Linked DNA regions of Homo sapiens: region 2 is linked to region 1. The links are chromatin contacts, found by Hi-C or POLR2A ChIA-PET in ENCODE. All regions are on one chromosome and are shown on one strand. Each heading gives the region's core, a stretch centred on a gene start or an enhancer-like site at or near the end of the contact. The rest is flanking DNA. Distances are from core to core; before and after follow the strand shown. Region 1 overlaps SMIM35 (small integral membrane protein 35). Region 2 overlaps JAML (junction adhesion molecule like).

Region 1 (6,242 bases), core at 1,160-3,659:
ACTCAACAAACTAGGAACAGAAGAGAACTTCCTCAACCTGACAAAGAGCCTTTATGAGAAACCCACAGCAATCATGCTAAATGGTAAAAGGCAGATGTTTTCTTCCTAGGATCAGTAACACGACGAAGATGTCTGGTCTCACCACTTCTGTTCAACATTGTACTGGAGGTTCTAGCCAGGGAAATAGTCAAGAAAAAGCAATAGAAGGTATCCAGATTGGAAAGGAAGAAATGAAAATATCTCTGTTCACAGATAACACAGTCTTACATATGGAAAATCCTCCTCCTTGAAGTCTGGGTATTTGGTAAAACATTTTTTTTTTTTTAAAGAAAATCTTAAGGAATCCACAGACAAATGTATAAACAGAATGTGGTATATCCATATAACAGAATATTCGGTCATATAAAGAAATGAAGTATTGATACATGCCACTTGAATGAACCTCAAAAACATTATGCTAAGTGAAAAAAGCCAGTCACAGAAGTCCACATATTATATGATTCTATTTATACAAAATATCCAGAAAATCTATAGAGGAAAATCTATAGAGAAAGAAAGTAGAGGCTGGGCGCAGTGACTCACACCTGTAATTCCAGCACTTTGGGAGGCTGAGGCGGGCCGAACACGAGGTCAGGATTTCAAGACCACCCTGGCTAACACAGTGACACCCTGTCTCTACTAAAAATACAAAAAATTAACTGGGCGTGGTGGTGGGCGCCTGTAGTCCCAGCTACTCGGGAGGCTGAGGCAGGAGAATCGCTTGAACCCGGGAGGTGGAGTGAGCCAAGATCGCACCACTGCATTCCAGCCTGGGCGACAGAGAGAAACTCCATCTCAAAAAAAAAAAAGGAAAAGAAAAAGAAAGTAGGTTATGGGGGGGCCAGGGGAAGTGGGGAGAAAAGGAGGGGGTTATCTTAGCTAAAGGGTATGGGTTTTTTTTTTAGGCGATGAAAATGTTCTAAAATTGACTGTAATGGTGGCTGCAGATATGCATGAATATATTAAAAACATTAAATTATATACTTCTAATGGGAGAATTGTATGTTATGTGAATTATATCTAAACAAAGCTGTTAAAAAAGCGATAAAATGCCAACCTATATTTATCTCTGTCTAAATTATCCCCTGGAGAGAAGGAGTTCCTAAATCCTTAAACTTGAAGAAGTGCATTGAAATGCATTTTCTATAATCCAGGTTTCCTGCAGATATGTAACACTCAAAACCCATGCAAAAAGCAGAGGTATCAAGATCCTTACACTTAGGTAAGAATCTACCCTAATTGTACTTATCTATCCATCTACTCATATTCCAGAAACCAAATCTTAGTCACTGAGAAGTCTGGCAGAATTGAAAAAAAAAAAAAAAAAATGCAGCCGTGAGTACGTGCCAAGCAGCATGAAGGTAATGGTGGCATTATGCACCTTACTATTTACCAAGCCATTTGGATGAACTGACCTAAAGCCAGGAGATCTTGCAAATGGTCATCCCACCGCCCATCTAAATCATGATTTCTCTCCAGATGCCCCTCCAACTCCCATTTAAAGTTCCTTCTAGGATGGGTGCGGTGATTCATGCCTGTAATCCCAGCATTTTGGGAGGCTGAGGGTGGGCAGATCACTTGAGGTCAGTGAAACCCTGTCTTTACTAAAAATACAAAAATTAGCCAGGCGTGGTGGCGGGCACCTGTAATTCCAGCTACTCCGGAGGCTGAGGCAGGAGAGTTGCTTGAACCCATGAGGCAGAGGTTGCAGTGAGCCGAGACTGCACCACTGTACTTTAGCCTGGGCAAGAGTGAGACTCCATCTCCAAAAAAAAAAAAAAAAAGTTCATTCTACTAAAAAAAAAACAAAACAAACAAACAAACAAAAAACCTCCTAGTTTGATCACTTAGAAGAAACCTCCAGCAGGTGATTGGACATCTCTAGCTTTTAGATTATACTGACAAGGAACTTTAAAACAAAACAAAACAAAAAATGAAGAAGCAAGCAGCACAACCCCCTGGAAGATTAGCAACACATCAAACAAAATCAGAAGGAAGTTCTAAAACTCAAAACCTAAGTACAACAGACCCTAGTGGGAGGCCCTAGGCTTTACTATTAGGATCAATGGTGGAGGCAGATGTGGAGATGATATTGCCCAAGGTCCAGGTTTGGCAAGAAAAATGGAACATTTTCATCTCCATTGGCTTCTAGGCCCCCTCACCCTCAATACATCAGGTTTTATGGAGCCTACACTTTTCTCCAGCTGGAATCAAGAATTCCTCCTTTGTTGCTCATCTGTTGCTCATCAATTCCACGTTTTAAAGATCAGTTCAAGTTGCAGAAGAATAGATATCACATAATTCTAGTTATGGTATACACACATGCACACACACACACACACACACACACACACACTAGAGAGAGAGAAAGGCTGTCACCAAGTTGCGGTTCTCCCTATGATTAAGGCAAGTCAGGGCAGGTGTAAAGCAGGTGATGATAGGGTTTATGAAGAACCAGGGGAGTGGGGTAGGGAGTAGAAGTAAAAAGAGCCTTTCAAGTTTTGCCTTAGTATTAGCTTGAACCATATAAAATTGTCATTTTTAAAGGTCAAAAACAGGTATCATCAATTTCACATGATTTTCATCTTTTGCAATAGAAATATTTGTGTGATGAATAATATTGCTGAAGAAAACAAACCAATCACATAACAATAAAAAATCAAGTATCTCCTGTTTGAAACTAGACCCATTGGTTTGTTTACTGCTCTCTAAACTTTACCTTCACTCTCTCTCTGATAATGTACAGCTCTGAATCTTTCAACCCAGTATAATGAATGAACAGACAGCAGATTTCAGGCAGATCTTTTTAACTCTTGACCATCGGGATATTTGCTTTAGCAGTGTGTGATGACGGAAAAAGACTTGGAGCCAGGCCATCTGGAAGCTAAAATATCATTACTCTGGGCAAGATTGAGTTTTAATCCTCTCTTATGTTGAAATGGGGATTAAAATATTAACTTCACAAGGTTAACGTGAAGATTAAGTGAGACGTGTATGTGAAAGGAGAGTTATATGGCTCCTGACACATGGTAGATATTCAATAAGTTATTTTCCTTCACTTAGAGTGAAATTTTCTAGAACAGCATAGAGTGTTGGCAGCTCTTCAATAATTTATCAGTAGCCTTTGTCCTCCTCTGGACAGAGACCAGTTAGGCACCAAGTACCCATAGAGATCTCCACCTACTGATGACCAAAAGTCTGCCTTTGATCTCTAATGCAACAATAAGGTGGGCAGAAACAGCCCCTGACAGATCACAATTTCCTATGACATAAAACAAGGCTCAGAGTCGGGCCCCTTTATCTTTAAGTGATGATGCCACTTTGGTCTGATACCACATTAGATTAGATGGATGTGTGATCTCCTACCAAGCACACAGGAAGATTGGCATCAACCTTTGCACTGATGATAGGGTTTATGAAGAACCAGGAGGCCCCAAAAAACTGTAAGTCCTGGTGCCTGGCTGTGTCAGAAATGCAGTCTTAACATCAGGTAGTTTCCTGCCTGCTTAGCCCTCAACCTCAACAGACGCCTGGATATCAAGAACCTTGCCTTAAGTCTGAGCCAAGTTGTCCCTCCAATTAAGGCAAGTCAGGGCAGGTATAGAGCAGCTGTTCCCAAATTCTTCAGAGTTCCCTACGGATCTTTCAAAGAATGGAGTACCTGGGACCCACTCCAGACCTATCCAAGGAAACTCTCCAGAGGTGGGCCCAGGAATTTGTAATTTTCAATAAGCTCCCCAGGGGATTCTTTCACAGCCAGACTGACACCGTTTGAGTCTGGAGGACAGAGGAACAGGTCCATCAAAGTCTATTCATATGAGAGTCGGTATAGGGAGTTTCCCAAAGTAATTAGTTCTGGTTATCTCACTTTGAGGAGGAAGAAAGTGAGAGTCATACTGAACATACTTAAGTTTAGAGAGAAGGATGTTTAGATTTGAAAATGTATTGTTTTGAGTAAAGGAGTTTAAGATAAATAAACATTTTAAATTTCTTTGTAGAAGCCAGTCCCAAGAATAGTTTTATTACTTCCCTAAGCAAGATAAAGTCAAGGAATAGAAGTGAGCTTCCCTACCACTGAATGAGTTTTAGGAGTAAACCGGCTGCTGAGAGTCAGCCACCACCCCAATGCGGTGACCTTGGGAGAAATGACACACACTTTGTCCTTGTGTCAGTGGCCCACATGTTGTGTGCATCTGCGAGGGTCTAAGGGGGTTAGCATATTGTGACATGTTTACACGTGGTCTGTGACATGGATTTATTGGCGATCTCATCTGTTTTTAACTAAATTAACCAATTAACAAGCATTCTAGAATACATACACTTGTTGTGTGTCTGAAAACAGAGAGAAAGGGAGAGAGATGGAGACAGAGAAAATATCCAAAGAATGAGCCCTGGCCCCAGTCGGGGCTTTGGAGGTTGGCATTCTGGGGCATTCTTGACAGATGACACCCTGAAGCTCAGCTCTTCTGCCCTGACTCTTCCTCAACAGAATCTTGGTGGTGGCTCAGGACAGCCAAGATGTCATCTAGGAGCAGGCATGGGCAATACACCCACAGCCGGCCACAGCCATCTCAGAGGATCCCAGACCTTAGACTGTCCTGTCCAGAGACTGAGGGCTGGGAGAGATGGAGAAAACAGTGCTTCTGTTTGAAGGATTTAGTGGACGGAGAAGCCCCATGGACAGAGAAGCAAATAAGTTATTTCAGCAGCCAAACTGAGACTTTGAGTATGAGCTATGGCCACTCACCTTGGGGGCAGTCAAGGCAAAGCTTCCTTTACAGCAGCCTAAGCAAATGCCTTCTGTGGGCTGGGGATCTCTGTGACCCTCCACATTTGTCCCAGGGTACTGGCTTGAGTGCCTAAGCTTTGCTAGGCAAGGTCTGTGTCTTGGGAAGAAGGAGATGCAGACAGCAGCCCAGAGCGTTTCAAGGGGCTTGTTGACAGTCTCTTAGGAGGTGTCTCTGGGGCTCAGATGGAACCTCGCCAAGCCCTCTCTCTGCATGCCTCCCCATCACTGCCCCCAGAGTGGGGGTGCATCCGTTGGTAACATGGGAGGTGATCATAGTGGTACCCAGGAGCCATTTATTGTTTTAATAGCTATGCATTTATTTTCACGTTTTTAAGAAGAGACTTAACTAGCATATCAAATCCTGATTTTGTGGATTTTATGTCTTAGAACAAGGTTAAAGGAAGTAATTAATTTAAAAAAGTGAGTCAGATTTAAGAAAAATATTAGGCCGGGCACGGTGGCTCACAGTTGTAATCCCGCTGAGGCGGTCAGATCACCTGAGGTCAGGAGTTTGAGTCCAGCCTGGCCAATATGGCGAAACCCAGTCTCTATTAAAAATACAAAAAAAATTAGCTGGACCTGCTGGCGTGCTCCTGTAGTCCCAGCTACTCAGGAGGCTGAGACACGAGAATCACCTGAAGCTGGGCAGTGGAAGTTGCAGCGAGCCTAGATTGCGCCACTGCACTCCAGCCTGGATGACAGAGCGAGACTCCATCTCAATAAGAAAGAAAGGAAGAAAGAAAGAAGGAAGGAAGGAAGGAAGGAAGGAAGGAAGGAAGGAAGGAAGGAAGGAAGGAAGGAAGCAAGGAAGCAAGGAAGCAAGGAAGGAGAGAGAGAGAGAAAGAGAGAAAGAAAGAAAGAAATTAAGTAAATAATGATACAGCTGGCTCAGGAATGATGCAAAAGTCATAAAGTATGGGGGAAAAAAACAACAGAAAACAAAAAACAAAAAACACGGCCCTAGATTAAACACATGAGTAATAGCCAAACAGCAGGCCATCCCGGAAGAGATGGAGGTGCTTTCTAGAAAGGACATGACCTAAAGGAGTGAAGTGTCACAGGTCCTGGGCCAGGATGGGGAAGGGGAAAACCTGCCCTTCAGCTTTCCTTCCTCCTGCAGCCTCATGCCTATCGCCTAGGCTGAAGAGCTGCAAAAAAAAAAAAAAAAAAGCAAGTGAAAACGATGATGATTTTGCCAATAATCATAATGTACTACTTTTGCAACCAAAAATATATTTTTTTAAGTAAGAGCGCTATTTCACTAAACTTCCCAGGGACATTGCCAGCGTGAGCTTTAGCAGCAACGTCAGGGGTGGGCAGGGGTCAGGGATCTTTTCCAGGCCTCCACAGGGTAGCCACTGCCCTGGCACCAGGGACCACAGGAGACAATGCCACACAGAGCCAGAGAGGGGCA
Region 2 (6,242 bases), core at 1,583-4,082, 170 kb after region 1:
CATGCTGCTCTCAACTTTCAAATCTTAAGATAAAAGAACAAAAATCACAAAATCATGTCAAGAGAAGCTCATTAATTTAAAAAACCAATAGTGAAGGACTATACGGAGCAGCCTCTGTTTGAGACACTGGTATGCAGCATTGAACAAGAAAAACAGACGAGGTCCCAGCTCATTTGCAGTTTGTATGCAGCGGGAGGTGGAGAAAAAAGAAGCAAATAAATGAATGAATGAATAAGAAAATACCAGATGTCAATAAGTGCTATGATGAAACAAAACAGAGTAGTGTTTGAAGAGTCACTTGGGGGCTGCTTTAGATTGGCCATAAGGGAAGATTAGATGAAAGTTGCTTTTCAAGAGAAAAAAAGCAAATGATTGCAGGATGCCCTTGAGATGACAACCCTAGATTTTCCACTACCTGTATGTTTCACACAAACAAAAAATTATAGGATATCCAGCCTGAAATTTTTCCCCATCTCTCCACCTAAATTAGAATTACTACTTTTTTGGGAGGAAGAGGTTGGGGGAGGGAACAGATTCTCACTCTGTTGCCCAGGCTGGGGTGCAGTGACGTGATCTCCAGGGCTCAAGCAACCTTCCTGTCTCAGCCTCCTGAGTAGCCGAGACTACAGGCATGCTACACCACACTTGCTATTTTTTTTTTTTAAGTAGTAGAGAGGTCTCACTGTGTTGCCCAAGCTGGTCTCAAACTCCTGGGCTCCAGTGATCCTCCACCTCAGCCTCTCAAAGTGTTGGGATTACAGGCGTGGGCCACTGCACCTGGCCCATGGTGCACTTTTTATCTTATTTTTCTTTTTAACTTTTTAAAGGCAGGGCAGTGTGGCTAGAATGAGAGTTGGGCTGTGCATTGGACAAAAGTATGTGTTTGATATGCATGTTATCTCTGTAGTATTCATTTCATTGCATTTACCAGCCCCTGGAAAAGGATTCACTGTTCTACCAAACACCCCCAAATTTTCTTAGCTAAACAGAAGAACCCTGACTCTCAGGAGTTACAGTGCAACCAGTCTTGAGTTCCCACCTGCTACTGCTCCTGGCCTCAGCCGTGGTCTTTACCCCTGGCCACCCTGCCGCTGGGGAGATTCCACCTCAGAATCTGCTAAGAGGAAAGATATGTTTTTTGCATTAACAGCAAGGTACCCCACCCAGCTCTGCTAGGACATCTGGCACATACGGTAGCCATTTTAATTAATAAACATTGATTACTTGGCCGGGCCTGGTGGCTCACACCTGTAATCCCAGCACTTTGGGAGACCAAGGCGGGCGGATAACGAGGTCAGGAGATCGAGACCATCCTGGCTAACACGGTGAAACCCCATCTCTACTAAAAATACAAAAAATTAGCCGGGCATGGTGGCGGCCGCCTGTAATCCCAGCTACGGGAGGCTGAGACAGGAGAATGGCGTGAACCTGGTAGGCGGAGCTTGCAGTGAGCCGAGATCACGCCACTGCACTCCAGCCTGGGCGACAGAGCGAGACTCTGTCTCAAAAAAAAAAAAAAAAATTGATTACTTAAGACATTCCTTAATCGTATTCTCCAATCAACAAAATCCTCTACCTGGAAAATCAGAGTCAAGCTATTCAAGGAGGTTCCTACCTCAGGTCCCACTTACACAGAGAAGTCAGCTGATCTTGCTGAACCTGTTTCCTTGCCTTTAAAAGGGATTGATAATGAAAGGATCTAATAGTATAACGTAGATAACAGTGCTTTGAAAATAGGAAGCATTACCATGGAAGATTCTTTATATAGATAAGAGTCAGAAACAGAGTTTGTAGCTTTAGGGGAGATTTCAGGTTCTGAGCTTCTACCTTTCTAAGAATGGCAAATGATGAATCAGAATGAACAGGAAACTTAAGTTTCCATTTTTGAACCTTGTTGTAACAATGGGGATAATAATTACACTGAGCCAGATATATCAGGAGTCACATAGATTCCCCTAAACAAAAGAACCTCTAGTGAAAACACAGACCTCTCTCAACATAAGCAAAACCCCATTCCTGCTCCGTGCCACCCACCTTGCCCCATACATACATGGATGAAGGTCATAAGGGGCTTCCTTTATGGTGTGTCCTAACATAAGTTCATCACATCTGGGACATCTGTTGCCTTCCCCAGGGAGTTGGTTGTGCTCCCTCCTCTGCCCAGAAAACAGCACTTAGCAGTGGGACATTCCCCCTGCAGCTCACCAACCGCATGGAGGAGTAATGACTAATTTATATGTCTGCCACCAACTCAAGTCTGCAGACTCTAAAAGGCAGCACCATACGTGCCTTATTTAGATGTGTGTCCTGTTACCGTGGGGCAGCACCGGCAAAATGCCTGGCATATACTGGATAAATGCTCATAGCTGACAATGTGACCATTAAGTTGAAATCAACTTAAAGGCATCTTGCAGCAGTCCCCGCTCCACTCTATTCTAAGAGGAAGCCAGCGACTCTAAAAAGATTCTGAATCTTGGCACTAAAGCCGAGTAACTCAGAGCCACATCCAAACCATCTTCAAACAAATGCTAAGAAACATGAGTATCATGAATGGAAAACGCTCATTGTCAGTCCTACATACTCGGATGCACCTCTAGAACTCCGTGAAGACAGAAGCAATGATTTTAGCGGAAAAATTACTAAAAGTTTTTTTTAAATGCTCTTCTGGGCTCAGATCTTCCTTTAACCAACTCTTTGATCTTTGGGAAAATCACCGGGCCTTGTTTTCAATATTAAAAGATCAGACCTTTTTCTTAATATAGCAGCACACTAGAAATCAGTAGTTGATGTGTAATAAAGCAGAGAAGGTTAATGCCAGGCCCTGGGTGCTTTACACAGTAACTCATTTAATCCTCACAACAACCCCATGAGGTTTTACAGATGAGGAAATGAGGCAGAGAATGACAATGTGACTTGCCTAAGAACACAGAGCAAGTGGCAGAGCGAGGATTCAAACCCAGCCATCCTGGATCCGAGCCTGTGTCTTTGCCACACTATGCTCTTCCTCCACATTTGAGAAAGTAATCAATATTTTAGAGCAAAGCTTTTCTGAAGTTTATTTGTCTAAACAAGATTAATCTGTTCCTCCTGACTGAATGGTCTACCAATCCACCTTGCTCAGGCCTTCACCCAGTTAACACCTGCTCCTCGCTCACATCTCAAGTTAAATATCATTTCCTCGGGAAACCTCTCTTCAACCACTCATCCCAGGACAGGTCCCCAAGCCACATGTCTTTTTTTTTATTTTGAGATGGAGTTTCAGTCTTGTTGCCCAGGCTGGAGTGCAATGGCACGATCTCAGCTCACCGCAACCTCCGCCTCTCGGGTTCAAGTGATTCTCCTGCCTCGGCCTCCTGAGTAGCTGGGATTACAGGCATGAGCCACCATGCCTGGCTAATTTTGTACTTTTAGTAGAGACAGGGTTTCACCATGTTGGCCAGGCTGGTCTCAAACTCCCCACCTCAGGTGATCCACCCACTTCAGCCTACCAAAGGGCTGGGACTACAGGCGTGAGCTGCTATGCCCGGCAGCCACATGTCTTAATAGTACCTCTACCTTTCCTTTAGGGCATGGGCCACTATGTCTAATTATCTATTTATTTGTGTGCTCATTTAATTAAGACCCTGCTCTCTACCTCCACCCCCAAGACTATAAGCTCCATGAAGCCAAGAGCCATGCCCATGAGCCACCACACTTCCAGTGCCAGCATGGTGTGAGGTACGGGGACATCCTCAGTAACTACTTGTCAAATGAGTTCATAACACCTTGGACATTTACCAAGAACACTATTCAAGTTTGAATTTCCTAGTGAGTTGACAGATATTTGCAAATTCCTATCTATATATTCACCAACACCCACAAATTCTGAATTTTATATATACATATTTAGCTGAATAACAAAATTCTGGTTGCATATGTAGATGAATAAAATGAATTTCAGTTTTAAAAAAAATCCAGCAAAAGCATTCAGAAGCACCTTAAGCACCTTGATAATAGACACCATTGACATTCACAACTTCTACACTGCTTCCTTCTCTTTCCAGATACTGATTTATCTCCTCAGCAGATGTTTGGAGATAATTCTCCATAGTAAGTTATCTCATCTGTTGGCCAAATATTTTGACCTGAGCTCATGGTTCTTTCACAGTATAAATTCTGGCAAATACCTTCTGTCCTTCTAGGGGGTTATAACTATCAGGATCTTCTTTTCTATTACTAATAGTGTATGGGGGGTTAAAAATGGGCAAATGGTCTGAACAGACATTTCTCAAGAGAAGACATACAAATGGCCAACACATATATGGAAAAAAATGTTCAATATCAGTAATCATGGAAATGCAAATCAAACCCACAATGAGTTATCATCTCATACCAGTTAGGGTGGTTATTATCAAAAAGACAAAAAAACAACAAATGCTGGTGAGGATGCAGAGAAAAGGGGACTCTTATACATTATTGGTAGGAATGCAAACTAGTACAGCCACTATGGAGAACAGTATGTGTGTAGTCCTGTTAAGTAAGCAACAATGAGGAGGGGTCCCAGCTGGGGAGGACCCAGGTGAGGAAGAACAATGAACAACTGTTCTGAGACATAGCTAATCAAACAACCTGAGGGCACAATGACTTCTATGGGCACAATGACTTCTTTCACAGGTAGCCCCCTCCAGCACCACCCTATAAAACTTCCCTTCAGCCCCTGCCTCTTTGCAGACAGTGCCTTCTCTGCTGTGCTGCCCATTACAACCTTGCAACATGTTTTCATACCTTCTCTAATAAATCTGCCTTTCTTTCCTATGACTGTCTTGGTAAATACATTTGCTGCCGGTGACATCGGCCCTAGCTAGTCACTACCCGCAACATTTTGGTGATCCAAAAGGGGATTGCTTGGGGACCTCTCCCCTACTCTGTCCCTTGCCTCTCCAACTCCACTATCTCAGTGAACAGCATCCAAGTTTGGAGACAGCTGAAGGTCCTGGCCAGGGCTGCTCCCTGTGGACCAGAAGGTCCTGGTGAGAAGTCACCACCCAATCAGAGTTTGCTTTCCTTTTCAGTTTTCAACTGAAACAAACTCTAGTATCCCTCTGGTGACTTATGACAACTGACCAGGGCCACTTCCTGGTGTGGCCTGAAGGCCAGGGGCTGAAGAGTTTTGTCTGCCTTGCCCGGGAGAGAGGAAAACCCTCTCCTACCTTTTCTGGTCAAAAGTCCCTCTATGTGTCACAATTGGCACACATGGTTTGGGGAACTCAGACCCACCTCTTTCTCACTCTAAATTCTCCCCATGAAGACAGGCAAACCTCCTGCTCTGGATGTTCCCAAACTAGGTGAGCTCAAGCAACCTCAGAGCAGTGAGTCTCCCCATTCACCTCCCCTCTCCTCATACCTGAACCGATTATCCGGTGCAAGGCCCCAGTGCAGAGAAGTCTTTCTGATAGCTGGGATGCCCTTTAGAAAGTGCACCCAAGTCCATCAGTGGATGAGAGTGGAACGCTTTTCCTCAGCGAGAAGCCTCAAGAGAAAGCAGTTTGTGTCCCCAGCGGACATTAGCCCCCAGAGGTTGGCTCATCATTTTCCAGTCCCACCATGGGACAAATCCCATCTGTTCCTTCAGACTCACCTCTGCATTGCATCCTAAAACATTGAGACAAATTTAACCCTCAGACTCTCAAAAAGAAACATCTACTTTTCTTGTGTAATACAGCGTGGTCCCTATGCAAAGAATCCTCAACTTGGCCTCCTCGATCTTTTATAACCAAGAGCAGAATAAGGAGGCCAGGGCTAAGGAGAAAGAAAAATGCAGGGAAGAAAGGCAGGCTCAATTGTTGGCTGATTTAGAAGCCCTCAGCTCCCTCCAGGTTGCCCTAAGGACACTCCTCCAGGTAAGTGCCCTCAGTGCAGATGGCCAGGCCACTGGAAGGCAAACTGCCCCAATGGGATACATGGGAAAAAGCCCCGCACAGCTTGTACCCTCTGCCACAAGCTCAGCTGCTGAAAATGGGACTGTCCTGAGGGCTGAAAGACCCTGAGGACAGAATTCTAGCCCCTGATGGCCTTAAAATGAAGTGGGCTCTCTGCCCCCGCTGAATTCCAAATCACAGCAAAACAAAGCCAAGGGTGACTCTGGAGGTGGCAAGTAAAATTATCAATTTCCCCTTGAGTTCAAGAGCTCCCTGTCATAGAGATGCCTCCTCTACCCCTTTCTGGAAATACCTTTTGCTTATATGGTAAAAATCTGGAAAATC

What was found. Hi-C counts contacts between places; a loop is a spot of excess contacts on that map. ChIA-PET counts read pairs that join two places held with the same protein, here RNA polymerase II (POLR2A). Pooled maps may share reads with other maps.
Region 2: a pooled map shows a loop between it and region 1 (3-fold over the local background). The contact joins two enhancer-like sites. A Hi-C loop is called at or near these places in 7 of 50 pooled maps. POLR2A ChIA-PET finds 5 or more read pairs at or near these places in 4 of 52 experiments (K562, Panc1, T-cell and 1 more).

What each region holds. Positions count from the first base shown.
Region 1 is chr11:118,042,967-118,049,208 of GRCh38, forward strand. The region is part of intron 1 of SMIM35 (small integral membrane protein 35); the gene reads right to left. Among named protein-coding and RNA genes, the nearest start is that of TMPRSS4, 31 kb to the right of the region's middle. Within about 2 kb of position 2,410, at least 3 of the 41 ENCODE cell types and tissues checked have a DNase peak (open chromatin) inside an H3K27ac peak, as active enhancers do.
Region 2 is chr11:118,214,864-118,221,105 of GRCh38, forward strand. It overlaps JAML (junction adhesion molecule like), which reads right to left. Exons shown (of 10, transcript NM_001098526.2): 2 at 1-23. The coding sequence starts at 3. Among named protein-coding and RNA genes, the nearest start is that of JAML, 7.0 kb to the right of the region's middle. Within about 2 kb of position 2,833, at least 3 of the 41 ENCODE cell types and tissues checked have a DNase peak (open chromatin) inside an H3K27ac peak, as active enhancers do.